Linked DNA regions of Homo sapiens: region 2 is linked to region 1. Evidence: read pairs that join two places in POLR2A ChIA-PET (ENCODE). Cell type or tissue: OCI-LY7. All regions are shown on one strand. Links, peaks and the distances in the headings refer to the core of each region. The heading gives the core; the rest is flanking DNA.

Region 1 (8,324 bases), core at 110-8,109:
CCTCTTGCTAGGGGAAAGGTAATGGAGTTCAGATCTCCACAGTGTCTTGCAGGAGGACTTCAGCCACCAACCAGGCCATCTGTCCTCGCTTGCCTGGTATGACCCGAGCATTGTGAGGACGGGGTGGTGACTTAGGAAAGAAAATGACAGGACTGGACTCATACAGCAAACTGCCCCCATCAGCACTTCTTGCCCAGGGTCCCCTAAGAGACGTGACTGCTCCCCACGGGCAATGACCGACATTCTCTGGCCCCGAAGCATCCAGAAAGCTCCCTGATTGAAGTCTTTTTTTTTTTTTTTTTGAGACAGGGTCTCGCTCTGTCACCACAGCGCAGTGGTATGATCTCAGCTCACTGCAACCTCCGCCTGCCAGGTTCAAGTGATTCTCCTGCTTCAGCCTCCTGAGTAGCTGGGATTACAGGCACGGGCCACCAAGCCCGGCTAATTTTTGTATTTTTAGTAGAGACAGGGTCTTACCATGTTGGCCACACTAGTCTCAAACTCTTGACCTCAAGTGATCTGCCACCCTGGCCTCCCAGAGTGCTGGGATTACAGGCGTGAGCCACTGCGCCGGCCAAGAAAGCTCCTTGATTAAAGTCTGGAAGTGGTTACTAACCCAGCCTCAGATGGTGGCCACTCCCTCCTCCCAAAAACGAATGGAACAGGCCTGAAGCAGAGAAATGCAGCAAAACGCATGGGCTTTGGTCAGAAACATTCAAATCCTGGCTCCAGCTCCTAGCTATGGAGTTTGGGCAAGTTACCCATCCTGCCTGAGCCATCTGGAAGCAGGAGGAGCTGCACCTACTTGTGGGGTCATTGTGAGGGTCAACTGGCAGGCACCCAAGTGCCCAGAGTGGCACCTGGGACACCGCAGGCCTTCAGTAACATCTGTATTACCTCCCGCTTCACATCTGCAGAATAACAGAACTTTCCAACGGCTAGCCGAACACTGCAGGAAGGGTGCTGGTGATTTCCTCTAAGGCTAAGAAAATGCTGAACTGGCTCTTCAGGGTCGGCCCAATAACGCAAGACCACAGTGCACACATCACTTGTTTCACCTTGGCACAGTCTCCCTCAGGTCCCTGCTCTAAATTCCCCTTTTCAGGTCATCCACTTTAGTGGCCCCGACCCATAAGAGGAGGGGAAAGGAGAGCCTAGGGCATAGGGGGACAGCCACACACGAATGCATCCCCTCAGGGATCCCTAAAGAGGGGGCTCTCAGACAGGGTTGCCTCAACCCCACCGATCCCAAATGAATTTCAAGTTTGATGGCTGAATCAGAATAAAGTCAAACCACTATAGGCTAGAACATACCCTTTCAGCCCCACGCTGAACCAGACAGACACAATCAGGCTGTGCTCGGATGGGGTCTCAGGCCAATTTGTGGTGGTTCTCAAACTGTGTTCCTAGAAGCATCCCATGTGCCCCCAGGGCCAAGAGGTCCAGGTTCTACCCCCACCCACATCCCCTGAATCAGAGCAGCTTTTTTTTCATTTTAAAAATTTTGATCTGTTTCACACATTATATTTGTTTGAACTTCCCATGTTTAAAAATTTTGAAGAAAATCCCTGGAGTAGACAATCCCTAGAGCACTGACATGCTGTGGTCCAAGGTTCACCAGGAACAGTGCCTGTGCCCTGCCACATGGCGGGGTTCCTTCAAGCCTCTGGTGATGAAGGTGCTCAGGGAAAGGAGGACGGAGGGGCGCGGAAGGACCCAGCCACTGCTGGCCACCCTGGCCTCTGCTCTGTGTTCACGGGGGAGCAGACTCTGGGGAGGCGCCCCTCCTCACCACGGCCTGCAGGCCGGGCTGGAGCCTGCGCCTTCAGGGGCCTTGCATCTCCAGCTGGACCCCCTGGCACAGGATGTGCTGCAGTAGCCCGTTGACCACATCCAGAGTCTCGTCCTTCTCCAGCACGATGTCATAGGAGTCCATGTAGCGCTCCCGCCGCTCCTCCACCTGCCCGGAATGAGAGGCAGAAGCCAGAGGGTCCCCAAATGCCCTGCCCTCCGTAGCTCACTCTCAAAGCCCCTGGGGCTGGGGAGGAGAGCATTCAAGCAGCAACTCCCAGCTCCCTTTTGAGAGCCAAAGGAGTTCAAGGTTACCGGGCCTACCCTTTGGAGACAGACGAGGGATGGGCATGGGCTACCACAATTAACCCTTGGGTCAATACAAAAGAACAGTAACAAGGAATAAAAACAAAAAACCAGATGTTGCCACTTTGGGAGGCTGAGGCAGAAGGATCATCTGAGCCCAAGAGTTTGAGACCAGCCCAGGCAACATGGCAAAAGCCCATCTCTACAAAAATTGGCCGGGCATGGGGGTGGGTGCCTGTAGTCCCAGCTACTCGGGAGACTGAGGCAGAAAGGATCACTTGAGCCCAGGAAATTAAGGCTACAGTGAGCCAAGACTGAGCCATGACACTCCAGCCTAGGTGACAGAGTGAGGCCCTGTCTCAAAAAAAAAAAAAAAAAAAAAAAAACAGATGTTGCCTCTAATCCATCTGGACTGAATTTCTTTCTTTCTTTCTTTCTTTCTTTTTTGAGATAGGATCTCACTCTGCTGCGTAGGCTGAAGTGCAGTGGCATAATCTTGGCTCACTGCAGCTTCAACCTCCTGGACTCAAGTGATCTTCCTGCCTCAGCCTCCTGAGTAACTAGAACTACAGGCATGCTAACCACACCCAGCTAATTGTTGTTGCTGTTGTTGAGACAGGGTCTCACTATGTTGCCCAGGCTGGTCTTAAACTCCTGGCCTCAAGTGATCCCCCTGCCCTGGCCTCCCAAAATAGGGGGGTTACAGGCATGAGCCACCGCACCTGACCACGACCCATTTTTTTTTTTGAGATGGAGCCTCGCTCTGTCACCCAGACTGGAGTGCAGTGGCGCAATCTCAGCTCACCCAGGAGATGGAGGTTGCAGGGAGCCGAGATCGTGCCACTGCACTCCACTAGGGGACAGAGTGAGATTCCATCTCAAAATAAATAAATAAAATAAAATAAATTTTATTTATTTTATTTAGGCTGGGCGTGGTGGATCATGCCTATAATCCCAGCACTTCGGGAGACTGAGGCAGGCAGATCACCTGAGGTCGGGAGTTCGAGACCAGCGTGACCAACGTGGAGAAACCCCGTCTCTACTAAAAATACAAAATGAACCAGGTGTGGTGGCACATGCCTGTAGTCCCAGCTACTCAGCTGCCTGAGGCAGAAGAATCACTTGAACCTGGGAGGTGGAAGTTGCAGTAAGCCAAGATGGCGCCACTGCACTGTAGCCTGCGGAACAGAGTGAGACTCTATCTCAAAAAAAAAAAAAAAAAGAAAAAAAAGCTGGGTGCAGTGGCTCATGCCTGTAATCCCAGCACTTTTGGAGGCCAAGGCAGGCGGATCACGAGGTCAGGAGATTGAGACCATCCTGGCTAACATGGTGAAACCCCGTCTCTACTAAAAATACAAAAAATCAGCCGGGAGTGGTGGCGGGTGCCTGTAGTCCCAGCTACTTGGGAGCCAGAGGCTCCCGTGAACCCAGGAGGCGGAGCTTGCAATGAGCTGAGATCATGCCACTGCACTCCAGCCTGGGCGACAGAGTGAGACCCCGTCTCAAAAAAAAATAAAATAAAATAAAATAAAAATAGAAATAAAAAAAGAGAATGTGTTCAAAGGCATTTGTTAATGGGCATTCAAAGAGAAGAAAGACATGAAGAGAAGCAGCCCTGGTCCTCTACCCACCTTGTCATTCAGGAAGCCAATTTTGAGAATGTTCTGCACACCAGGAACCCCATCGGCCATGGTGAGGTCCCCGATAGAGTCTCCCAGCAGGATGACATTGGTTTTGCCCTCAAGTTGCTGGAAGTAACCAGAGTTCTCACACGCAGAGCTGTTCTTGTTGTATGTGTGTATGAGCTGGCCCTTAAATCCCTGGAGAAAACCCTAAATAATGAAGACAAGAGACAGATGGAAGGGCTGCAGGGACCCATGTGGCACCAGCTCTCCACTGTCTCTGTCACAGAGAAAAGGGAATCCCAAAAGTGATAGATAATGCCAAAACTTCACTGTAGCCTAAACTACGGCCCATGGGCCAGACTTGGCCTGCTTTTGTAAATAAAGTTGTATTGGGATACAGCCAAACTCATTTGTTTACATGATGCCTATGGCTGCTTTTTTGTGCTATAAAGGCAAAGTTGGGCAGTTGCAACAGTGATGCCACAGCCCATAAAGCCTAAATATCGACGACAGGGCCTTTTACAGCATAAGTTTGTAACTCCTAGTTTAAATGAACAGGAGCCACCCAATATTGCAGATCATCTGTTCTGGTGGATGCACGAAGCTGTGATATAAATGCCACTCAGGTTACACATGTGCTAGTGCTCAGCTGCGGGCCACATCCTCACTGCAGGTCAACATGATGAAAATTCCAACCATCAGTTTTATGGGGAAAAAAGTCAGAACGTGGATGAGTTGGAGCAGCCCACCTCTGGCTTGGGAAAAACAAATCAAAGCCCAAGCCCTTTAGGACCCAGAATGGCACATAATAATATGACAGTGACATAGGGCAGGGCAGGCCCATAAATTAGGTACCCCAGGGCAGAGAGTTGACTGTCAGGCAAACACCAAAGAGAGAGGATCCTTTGAAAGTTTTTTTGTTTTTGTTTTTTTCTGAAGACAGAGTCTTACTCTGTCACCCAGGATGGAGTGCAGTGGTGTGATCTTGGCTCACTGCAACCTCTGCCTCCTGGGTTCAGGCAATTCTCCTGCCTCAGCCTCGAAGGAGCTGGGATTACAGCCACACACCACCACGCCCGGCTTATTTCTGTATTTTTAGTACAGATGGACTTTCACCATGTTGGCCAGGCTGGTCTCGAACTCCTGACCTCAAGTGATCCGCCCGCCTCGGCCTCCCAAAGTGCTAGGATTACAGGTCTGAGCCACCGCGCCTGGCCAAAAAGTAACCCATAAACAACTGCCTGAGGGTGAAGAAGCTAGAGTGGCTTCCCTCCCCTTCTTCCCCAGGTTAGGGTTCATGCAGAGTTAACTGCCCTGGCTGGTGGTCCCCACCCCTCGTCCTTTCCCAGCCCAAACAGGATTTGGCTCACATCTTCATTAAAATCCATGTAGTTAGACACGATGTGGATGTTGGGGTGGAACACTTTCATCTGTCGGATAATTTCTTCCAGGATATCACCAATGCCCGCAGAAAAGATGAAAAGGGGAATGTTGTTATGGTAGAGTGTGTTGAAGAAGGTCTTATATCCCTCCCTGAAAAGAGATGGAGGAATTCTGAAATGGCACTGCCTCTACTGCTGTTCTTTGTTTCCTATTTGGGTTGTTTTTTGGGTTTTTTGTGAGACAGGGTCTTGCTCTGTTGCCCAGGCTGGAGGGCAGTGGCACAATCACAGTTCACTGCGACCTCGACCTCCCGAGTTCAAGTGATCCACCCGCCTCAACCTCCCAAGTAGCTGAGACCACAGGTGCATGCCACCACACCTGGCTAATTTTTTTATGTTTTGTAAAGACGGGGTTTTCCTCTGTTGCCCAGGCTGGTCTTGAACTCCTATGCTCAAGCAACCCACCCACCCTGGCCTCCCAAAGTGCTGGGATTACAGGCATGAGGCGAGATCGCGCCACTGCACTCCAGCCCGGGCAAGAGAACAAGACTCCATCTCAAAAAATAAATAAATAAAATAGAGCATACGATATATTCAATAAGCGGTTAAAGTGTGCTAATCCTAAGTGCTCAGCTCAGTTAATTTTGACATATGTATACACCCATGTAACTAACTAGCTTGAGGCTCCCTCGTGATCTCTCCCAGTCAATATCATCCCTCCCATTGATTAGCTTTGCCTGTCCTTGAACTTCATATAAATAGACTCATACACAATGTACTCTTTTGTGCCTGGCTTATTTTGTTCAATATAATCCTATGTAGTTTATCTATATTTTGCATGTAATGAGTTTATCCTTTGTCACTGCAATGCAGCATTATTCCACCATATAAATATGCCACAATTTATCTACCCAGCTTCTCCTTGATAGACAGTTGAGAGATTTCCAGATTTCAGCTGTTATGGATACAGCTGCCATGAATACCCTGTGCATGTCTTATAGTGGCTACATGCCCTCATTCCTCTGGGGTACATACCTGGGAGAGATGCTGTTGTGGTGGAAGGTAGGCATATGTTTTCTGTTGCTGTCCATACAACCAGGAAGCTAACCTGGGCACCTTCACTAGGGTACAAACACTCCCACCCCGGCACTTACTGGGTCACACATCTCCACTGTCTTGACTTTTCAGGAGCTAGCCAATCTCCCCAATTAGGATGCACAACCCTTGAGGGCAGGCACCCATGTCACTCCTTCCTTTATGAGGATTTCTTTCCTCCAGAAAAGAAATCTCCAGCAGAGACAGCTGTTCAGTGAAGGCCGCCAACGATCAAGCGTCCCAGCCTAGCCAACTCCCAGTCACCATGAAGAACACCAGTCACCAGACAGACCCCAAAAGTCTTTTACCATTGTGAAAAATGAGCTAGACTTGGCCGGGCGCGGTGGCTCGCGCCTGTAATCCCAGCACTTTGGAAGGCCGAGGTGGGCGGATCACAAGGTCAAGAGATTGAGACCATCTGGCCAACATGGTGAAACCCTGTCTCTACTAAAAATACAAAAATTAGCCGGGTGTGGTGGCGGGCACCTGTAATCCCAGCTTACTCGGGAGGCTGAGGCAGGAGAATCGCTTGAACCCAGGAGGTGGAGGTTGCAGTGAGCTGAGATTGCGCCACTGCACTCCAGCCTGGCGACAGAGCGAGATTCTGTCTTGAGAAGAGAAGAGAAGAGAAGACAAGAGAAGGAGAGAGAAAGAAAGAAGAGCTAGACTTGGTTTCTTCTCAGAGATAGTGCCCTGGCCATTTTGTACTACATCCACTACCTGCTGAATGTTTCCTAGCAAGGGTAAGAAATGCTTTAGCTGTATCACATCAGTTGTTCATAGTGCCATGTCCCTTCCGGTCCTTTAAGCAACTAACTGCTCTCTACTCTTCCCCCGCCTCCTTTTTTTGAACAAAACATTCTAAATAGTCTGATAGAAATGTTTTCCAGAGCAAGACGCTTACCTGAGCATTGCATTGGACTCTCTAACCACCTGGGCTATCTGAAACTTCTGAATCTTCTGCTGACATAGGAGATTGTGTGCTTTGGTCCACCTAGAAACAGACACCCCAGAAAACCCCAAATTCAAATCACTGAAGTAAATAACTCACCCTTTCCCTTTACAGAGCCAAGTACCCTCTGACAGCATTGCCGACAGAGGCCTCATCCTTACGTTAGCTGCCCTTAAAAGGAAGAGGGTGGCCGGGCACAGTGGTTCATGCCTATAATCCCAGCACTTTGGGAGGTCAAGGCGGGTGGATCACCTGAGATCGGGAGTTTGAGACCAGCCTGGCCAGCATGGTGAAACCCTGTCTCCGCTAAAAATACAAAAATTAGCTGGGCATGGTGGTGCACGCCTGTAGTCCCAGCTACTTGGGAGGCTGAGGCTGGAGAATCACTTGAACCCAGGAGGGGGAGGTTGCAGTGAGCCAAGATCGGGGCCACTGCACTCCAGCCTGGGTGACAGAGTGAGACTCCATCTCAAAAAAAAAAAAAAAAAAAGGAAGAGGATGAGAAAAGCAACCCAACAGAGACAAGTGCTGGGCAAGCTGACTGCTGAAGTCGGCACTCTTCTGAATCCCTTCCTCCGTGAACCCTCTATCTGGAGAACTGGGGCTCTGTCCAGTGATGATGATTGCTGTGGTTTGAATGTGTTGGAAACTTGATCCCCAGTGTGGAGGTGTTGAGAGATGGGGCCTAATGGGAGGTGTCATGGCGGCACCATCCTCATGAATGGATTAATGTCATTATCACAGATCCCTTATAAAAAGAACTCTCTTTCTCTTTCTCTCTCCCCTACTCTCTTTGCCCTTCCACAATGAGATAATGCAGCAAGAAGGCCCTCGCCAAATGCCAGCCAGTCCTTTGATATTGGACTTCCCTGCTTCCAGAACTGTGTGCCAATAAATTGCTATTCATTATAAATTACCCAGTCTAGGCTGGGTGCAGTGGCTCATGCCTGTAACCCCAAGACTTTGGGAGGCCGAAGTGGGAGGATTGCTTGAGCTCAGGAGTTGAAAATAGCCTGGGTAACATGGTGAGACCCCATCTCTACAAAAAATAGAAAAAATGAGCCAGGCACAGTGGCACGTGCCCGTAGTACCAGCTACTTGGGAAGCTGAGGTGGGAGAATCTCTTCAGCCCAGGCAGTTGAGGCTGCAGGGAGCCACGATCATGCCATTGGA
Region 2 (8,324 bases), core at 236-8,235, 55 kb before region 1:
TCTCAAAAAAAAAAAAAGAAATGAGGCCAATCCACATTTTGTAGGGGGCCAGGAAACAGAAAGTTTGCAAGGGACTTTGCATTTGCTGTTCCCTCTGCCTGGGACACTCTTCCCTTCCTCTGCACTAGCCAAACTCCACTCATCTGTCAATCCCCTGCCATTAAGCGATTCCACCTTTGAGCAATCTCAATGCTCTTCTGCCATAGCCTGTGTCGTATCCTGATCATTAACCTGCTGTTTACATGCCTGTGTTCCCTGCTGGGCTGTGAGCCACCGAGCACCCGGATGGGGTGTGCTTCTGCCTGGCACATAGTAGGTGCTCACTGGATATTTATGGAAGCTCAGGGAAGGGAGGGGAGAGGCCCAAGTGAGAGGGGGTCCTGGGCTCATGCAGTGAGCAGGGTTGGGTACCTGAGCATGCGGACCAGAGCAGGGATGCCACCCGACTTGAAGATGGCGAGCAGCCCCTCCCGGTGGTGGGAGAGGTTGTGCAGGATGCTGGTGGTGCAGCGGGCTGTGTCCAGGTCGCTGGTATTCTGCATGGTACGCACGACAGCGGCCACCAGCTGGGGCGAGCCCATCAGGGCCCGCCGCGACGCCTCCTTCTTCGACAGCTGGTTCACAATCATGGCCGCCTTGGTCACCACCACCTGGAGGGCAAAGGCAGGGGCGGGGACGTGAGCACTAAGGAGAGGCCGGGATACCCTTCCACAGAGCTGAGGAGGGCCCCAGTCAGACTCATCACACACGGGAGAGTCTGGGTCATAACCTCCCTCCACCCCTACAATGTCCCTCCCCTGAGGACATCTGCTCTCTCCCCTCCCTGCCCAGCCCCCACCCTAGCAGGGACCCTCACAGACCGGGTCCTCGTCGTTGAGCAGTTTGGTGAGCTCGGGCAGGGCGCGAGTGGCCAGCTCGGCATCGTCCTGGTAGTTGATGAGATGCACAATGGCCGACTTGAGCAGCTGGGACGGCTCGGCCAGTCGCTGCAGGTTGGTGGCCTGCCCCTCCACCTGGGTGGCCAGCAGAAGCGAGCTGTCCTCGCCTGACACACCAGGGCACATGGCCTCCCGCACCCGTTTGGCCCTGGCTGTTGTGGACATCTGGTACTCCAGATCACCTGGGGGCCATGGGGACAGGGACTGAGTGCAGGCAGTGGGCTGGGCAGACACTGGGGAGCAGGGCAGGCCACAGACAGCCCCACCTGGGTCCTCTGGGCTACCTCTTGCCCTGCCCAAACCCCCAGCACATGACTGGCCATTCTACCTCTCACCAGGAACCTTGGGGAAGTCACCATCACCTCAGTAATCTCTGTAAAATAGGCCCCACATGTTCTGTCCATCAAGGGAATTTTTTTTTTTTTTTGCACACTTATTATGTGCCTGGCAGTGAATTCAATGCCCTGCTTATATTTTCTCACATAACCTGACAACGACCCTGCAAGGTAAGTACTATCACTGGCTCCACTTTACAGATGGGAAAACTGGGCACAGAGGGGTTATAAGGCAGCCTGACTCAGGGGCCCAAACCCCTACTCTATTCTCCTCCCTTACCCATCAGGTCTGTTTTCAACCCTGAAATCTCAGGAGTCTAATTACACCCTCATCATCCCCAACGGTAGCAATCCTCCCACTATACAGGCAGGCAAACAGAGGCCCAGAGAACCACCAACATCACATCTCACAGCAGATCAGAGGGAAAGTCAGGGCTGTGGGTTCAGAGAGCAGGAGCTGGGTCCTCAGCTGAGACGTCAGGTTCCTCTCTAGCTTCCATCCCCTGGGTGGGTCTGGGAGTCCCACAGGTAGGTGCCCAAGCAGCCACACCCTGGCAACTGTCCTGATGCCCCCAGGGAGAGGGACGCAGAGGTTCCACCCTCTAATTAGTCGAGAAGGAGGAGACAGCTGCATGGCTTTCCCACCTGGATGCTGTACTTTTTGCTACCAACACAGTGCCTGGCCCTGCCAGCCAAAAGGCCCCCTGCTACCCCTACCAGCTGTCAGGGAGGAGACTGGCATGCGAGGGCTGAGCTCCATAGAGCCCCACCAGCCACAGTCTACTCACACTACTCCCAGCACCCACAGCCCACCCCCTGGCATGTTCAGGGCCCTGGAGGCACCTGTGGCCAACAGTTCTAGGGCCTGGCTATTCCTCTCTCCCAGAGGGGCAGGGGAGGCTTGGGCTGGCGGGGCATCCCCATCCCGGACTAAGCCCCAGAGCTGAGTCAGTCACTCATCCCACAGCCTTGGCCTATCTGCAGGTCAGCCGCAGAGGCCTGGTCTCCCTCCAACCCCAACGAGGGGCCCTCAGGCTTGACACCTACACCCCTCTACCCAAAGGGGAATCCCTGGGGGTTCCTGGGGGCTACGGCCCTGGCTCTCCCACAAACGTGAGGCTCCTGCAGCCAAAGGGCTGCGTCCTCCCTGCCATCCATGGGCTCCCTGAGAGCCATAGTGATACATCCTCATCAGACTCTTTTTTTTACTATTTTTTGAGACGGAGTCTCACTCTGTCGCCCAGGCTGGAGTGCAGTGGCGCAATCTCAGCTCACTCCAACCTCTGCCTCCTGGGTTCAAGCAATTCTCCTGCCTCAGCCTCCCAAGTAGCTGGGACTACAGGTGCATGCGCCACCACACCCGGCTAATTTTTGTATTTTTAGTAGAGACGGGGTTTCATCATGTTGGCCAGGCTGGTCTCAAACTCCTGACCTCAGGTGATCTGCCCACCTCAGCCTCCCAAAGTGCTGGGATTACAGGCATGAGCCACCGTACCCAATGTCTTCATCAGATTCTTATGTTCACAGAAGGCAAGGACTATGGCTTTTCCTTCAGACTGGAGGCACCCTAAGGGCAGGGACTATGCCTTCCCTCCCTACTGATGGTTCACAGAAGAGGATTCTGTGACCCTCCCAGATGCAGCACCCTGAAGTAGCTGCACCTCCTCCTTCAGACTGGGTGGGCCCCTAGTTAGCATGAGCTGTGCCTCCTCCCTCAGACCAGAGACCCCCTACAATCTGCCTCCTTTCACTCTGACCTCTCTCCAGGACCCAGGCAGGTTTTCTGCCCCATGCAATAGTCCCCAGGGGTCCTGACCTTGGCTGGGGGGCACCCCCTGGGTGTAAGTGGTGGTTTTCTTGAGCGTGTACTGGCGCCCGCAGGCCTCATCCTCCTCCATGATGCCCTTGCTGCTGACGGAGGGCACGCAGGTGTTGGCGCCCGAGTGGATACCCGAGTCGTAGGTGTATGTCTGCTGCCACTCAGTCACCTTGATAGGCTGCTCCATCAGGTTCATCACCTCCATCGTGGCTACTGGGGGCACAAAGGAGGAAGTCAGGAAGCAGGAAGTCACCTGGCCCAGCCCCCAGCTTCAGCCCGTCACCAAGCCCCGCCTGTCTTCCCACATCATCACCATGGCCCAGGGATTTCAATGAGGATGCAGGCTGGGGATGGGGGGACTGCCCAGAAGGGCACCAGGCCCAGGGAGGGGCTGCCCACGACGAGATACCCTGGGAGCAGTGAGCCCCAGGGGTGCGGCTGTGTGTATGTCCTGGGCTTGCATCTCTGACCTCCCAGGGGGATGAGCCCCAGGGGGCAGGACAGTCAAGGGCCAGCTGCCGCCAGAAGCCCCTGCTCACGCACCTTGCTGCCCTGACCCAACTCTCCCAGGGGCAAGAGAAGGCACTCAGGGCTTCTAGCAGCTTCTGAGGTCCCCTGGGCCCACCCTCAACTACTGGGGCTCCCTGGGAAAGGCTGCAGGGAGGAGGCACCCAAGCCATTGGGCAGGAAACTGGGCGGGGCAGGGAAGCGGTCTGACAGGTTTCTCTGGAGCGCCCCAGGCTCCCTCAGAGACTCCAGGATCTGGCTTTCCTACAGGTTGGGCAGGATCACACATGGCCCTGAGGTCCAGACCCTAAGGCCCCCTCTCTCCCAGCCCTCCCAGTCCCTAGACGCCTCTTTGAGTCCCACAGAGCAATTCAAATCTCAGCTACTCACTACTGGGGCAGTTCCTCTCCCCACAGAACCTCAGTGTCCTCATCTGTAAAGCGGGGTCACGCCACCTCCCTCAGAGGTGGTTGCGAGGACCTGGTGCATAGCAGGTGCTCAGAGGCCACGGCCATTATCATCAGCACTGCCTCTCCTCCAGAAGTGCTTCCTCACCTCCTGGTCTCCTCGAGCCCAGGCTAGGGATCTGGGGTGGGGCAGGCCTGTGGGTGGTCACTGCCGTCAGGAACCCCTCTCTCTCTCTGCAAAGGTTTAGGCGCACCTGAAGGTTAATGAGTAGCAGGGCCGAACTTTGTACCAGGGAGGTGAACTTCCCGCTTGGTCTGTGTTTGGCTCCACTGTCCTGGGAACTGACCTGCAGAGGTCAGAGGCTGCGGGGAGAATGGACGCCGTGATCCCATGAGGGCCTACTACGAGCCAGACCTTTCACAGACACCGTCATGCTCATGGGCGGGTTTCAAAGCCCATGCACTGGTCCCCCGCGTACAGATGCAGAAACTGAGGTTAGAAATGGCAGAGCTGGGACTGGGACCAGGTGTGAGGGCACCAAGGTCTGTAGTCTTTGCACATCCCGGCGCAGCCTCAGTGAGTAAGCAGAACTCAGGCTGGTCCACCCATGAAGCCAGGCAGCACCCGGGTTGTCTCACTGTGATGGGGACCAGGTGAGGGTGGGGTGGCTGGGGCAACCTGGCCCCACCCCAGGAACAAAGATCACCAAGGATAAGTCTTCCCTGTGACTGCCCCAGTGCCGCCCTGGCCCTCCAGGAGGATGACGAATGGTCCTGCAGGTCTCCCAGCCTTTTATGGCAGGCAGCCGTGAGCACACCCGGAACAGGCAGAGGCAGGGGCCAGGCCAGCTCCCAGCTGCCTCCTTCCTCTCCTCCCGCAATCCCTAGTGACTCAGAGTTTCAGGCTGATTAAACAGAAGCAGTCCCGCCACCTCAGACGGCAGACCCCAGACGACAGGCTCGGGCCGCCAGATGTGCACAGCTGCTTCCCAGGCATTCGAAAGTGTAGCTATTTCAGAAGGAGCCCCCCCAACCAGCCCCCTTTCCACACGCACCCCTTCCCCACACCCCTTCCCCAGCAACAGAGGGGAATGGCCACTGGCAGGAAACAGGGGCAATGGTGGGGGGCGGGGGGCGGGGTGCTCGGAGAAGGCAGACATGGGAAAACCCTACTAAAATCCTGAGCTCCTCGTGCTGTGCCGCCTTCCCCAACCATTTCCCTGCCCCAAGGGCAAGTCCCAAGAGAGAGCAGAGGAGAGTTTGGAAGAGAAGCTGCCCCCAGGAGAGAAGGAAGGTGCAAGTGTACAAGTAAACACGGTAGCAATAACCCACTGAATGCCGCTCTGCTGGGCTCAAGGCTGAACGACATCTGGACACTGCTGGACATCTGCAGCTCTGGTCAACAAACACACTGCATCCCAGCCAGAGGGCCCTCCTGCATAGACAGTGCCTAACCCTGGGGCTTCTCAGCTAAGGGAGAGGGAAGCGGGCCTCACTCCAAACAAGGGTCACCCCTTGCCGGCCTCACATCTAAAGGGACCACCACAGTCAAGCTGAGGAACTTCCTCAGCAGGCCCCTCACCACCCCCACCAGCCCAGGTCAACCGCCAGGAGACTGCTGAGGGCTAGACAGCTACCCAGGGAGAGACAGAAGCCACAGGATGCCATGGGGGGGTGGGGGGGTGGACGCCCAGTGGCCTTTATTATTATGTGAATCTCATTCTTCCCTCAAAGCAACCCTGGCAGATGTTTTATAATTTCCAATTTCTTTCTTTCTTTCTTTTTTTTGAGACAGAATCTCTCTCTGTCGCCCAAGTTGGAGTGCAGTGGCATGATCTTGGCTCACTGCAACCTCCACCTCCTGGGTTCCAGTGATTCTCCTGCCTCAACCTCTGAAGTAGCTGGGACTACAGGTGTGCACCACCACGCCTGGCTAATTTTTGTATTTTTAGTAAAGACCGGGTTTCCCCATGTTGGCCAGGCTGGTCTTGAACTCCTGACCTCAGGTGATCCGCCCACCTCAGCCTCCCAAAGTGCTGGGATTATAGGCTTGGGCCACTGTGCCTGGCTTTATTCCCAATTTCTAGGTGAAGAAGCTGTGCCTGCACACTGAGAAAATGGCAGCACTTGTGGTAGGAACAGCATCCAGTCCACTAGACAAGCCTGGGTGGAGCTGAGCCCTCTTGCCAAGGGGAGGAGGGGACCAAGGTGCTTGCAGATGGAAGCAGAGCACTCGGCTGCAAATCAAGTGTCCCAGGTTCGGGTGCGGTGGCTCACACCTGTAATCCCAGCACTTTGGGAGGCCAAGGCGGGCAGATCACGAGGTCAGGAGTTCAAGACCATCCTGGTCAACATGGTGAAATCCTGTCTCTACTAAAAAAGTACAAAAATTAGCCAGGCATGGTGGTGTGCACCTGTAATCCCAGCTACTCGGGAGGCTGGGGCGGGAGAATTGCTTAAACCAGGGAGGTGCATGTTGCAGTGAGCCGAGACTGCGCCACTGCACTTCAGCCTGGCTGACAACAGAGCAAGACCCTGTCTCAAAAAAAAAAAAAAAGAGTCCCAGGTTCTAGTCCCAGCTCTGCCACAAACTTGCTGGGTGTCCTTGTGTCCCTGGATCTCAAAGGAATGTTGATGTCTAAGATTCTAGAAATAAAAAAACAGGATTCCCACAACAGACAGAAGAAGGCTGGGGGTGGGCAACGTCAGAGTTGGGAACCAGTTCAGAGAGAGGACACACTCCAGAACTCCTCCTGAGGAAGGGGTCACGGGAGCTATTCCTGCAACAGGAAGGCTGGAAGTCAGACCTCAGGCAGGACTGTCAACCAGCCCCACCCTTCTCCTTACCTACTGCCCAGGAGAACAAAGGAACTTCTCTCACAAGAAACAAAAGTGCTGGTTTTACAGTTCCCAGGGTGGAGGGGGCCACACCCAGTTCAGTCTTGTCCCTCTCCACCCTGGACCTGGAGTCAGACCTCCTGCAATGCCCCTGGACAGAGCCAGGGTGGAAGCGAGAGAGACAGACGCAGGCCCTGCCCACTCATCCCAGCCAGAGACGGGCAGGGACAGAGACAGGGCGGGTTTCTGAGTTGAATGGGGGGCCTTTGTTTAGAGCGTGCTCTATTGTTAGCAGCACGGGAGGAAGAAGCCAGATCAGAGACTGTAGGGACAGCCCAAGGACAGGAAGAAGGAAGACGGGCCCTGGAGAGGGGGTGCAGAGGACCCTTCCCCATGGGACCCACACCAGGTAAGTGTGAGCAAGTAATAAGGCTAGACTGGGTGCACCCCTACCCTTCTTTCCTGCCTCCTCCTCTGCGCAGCCAACCCAGAGGGCTGGCACCGGGCACCCTAAATCCAAGACTGACCTGGCAGAGTGTGGCCCAGCCCTGACATTAAAAATAGCCCCACCAGAGCTACACCAGGCTCCTTCCCCAGCCGGCACCTGCCAAGGACAGTCAGCAATGGGCACATCTAGGCTGGGTTGCAGGGCACCAAGTGCCAAGACACCTGGAAATAAGGACAGGAGTGGGTTACCCCAGAGGCCGTGCTGGAAGCAGACTCAGAAGCATTGCATTTGGGAACAGAGGAGCAGGGCGGAGCAGGGCAGGGCTGGGTCCCCCAGAGGTTCCTTAGGCTAGAGGCCAGCACCCTGTGCAGACACAGGTCCCCAGGCTCAGACAGCGACAGGGTGAGCACAGGATTCTGAGTGAGGAGAGGGGCTCAATTTCCTTAAGCCTCATTTTCTCATCTGTAAAATGGAGATGATCAAGTGACTTCTTTTGTCACTGTGACTCTGGAAGCCCTCTGTCCACAGGAAAGGCATGCATTCTCATGCTAGAAGAACAAAGAGATGGCAGAGGAGGCGGAAGCCAGCTGGCGCAGTGGCTCGTGCCTATAATCCCAGCATTTTGGAAGGCGGAGGTGGGAGGGTCGTTTGAGCCCAGGAGTTCGAAACCAGCCTGGGCAACATAGTAAGACCCTGTCTCTACAAAAAATAAAAAGAAATTAGCCGGGCATGGTGGCATGCACCTGCAGTCCCAGCTACTCTGGAAGCTGAAGCATCACTTGAGCCCAGGTGATTGAGGCTGCAGTGAGCCAGGATCATGCCACTCCAGCCTAGGCAACAGAGCGAGACCGTGTCTCAAAACAAAAAGGTGAGGGGGCCAGGCGCGGTGGCTCACGCCTGTAATCCCAGCATATTGGGAGGCCAAGGTGGGTGGATCACAAGGTCAGGAGTTTGAGACCAGCCTGGCCAACATAGTGAAACCCCATCTCTACTAAAAATACAAAAAATTAGCCAGGCGTGGTGGTGGGCACC

What was found. Peaks named below come from ENCODE experiments on the same cell type or tissue, not always from the same donor. Only the 100,000 strongest peaks of a DNase experiment are listed, where the experiment ranks them.
Region 2: POLR2A ChIA-PET joins it to region 1 with 5 read pairs; 19 of 35 experiments call an interaction of 5 or more read pairs at or near these places.

The regions. Positions count from the first base shown.
Region 1 is chr17:41,823,698-41,832,021 of GRCh38, forward strand. NT5C3B (5'-nucleotidase, cytosolic IIIB) reads right to left here. Exons shown (of 9, transcript NM_052935.5): 6 at 7,104-7,193; 7 at 5,093-5,255; 8 at 3,729-3,929; 9 at 1,360-1,960. The coding sequence ends at 1,826. Among named protein-coding and RNA genes, the nearest start is that of NT5C3B, 8.4 kb to the right of the region's middle. In OCI-LY7, for the core only: no CTCF peak of the experiment used is centred there; no DNase peak of the experiment used is centred there.
Region 2 is chr17:41,768,558-41,776,881 of GRCh38, forward strand. It overlaps JUP (junction plakoglobin), which reads right to left. Exons shown (of 14, transcript NM_002230.4): 2 at 3,090-3,305; 3 at 861-1,120; 4 at 412-650. The coding sequence starts at 3,297. Among named protein-coding and RNA genes, the nearest start is that of JUP, 14 kb to the right of the region's middle. RefSeq lists enhancers at 2,650-3,154, 3,155-3,658, 7,194-7,697. In OCI-LY7, for the core only: no CTCF peak of the experiment used is centred there; a DNase peak (open chromatin) is centred at 3,344; H3K4me3 peaks cover 2,346 bases; H3K27ac peaks cover 543 bases.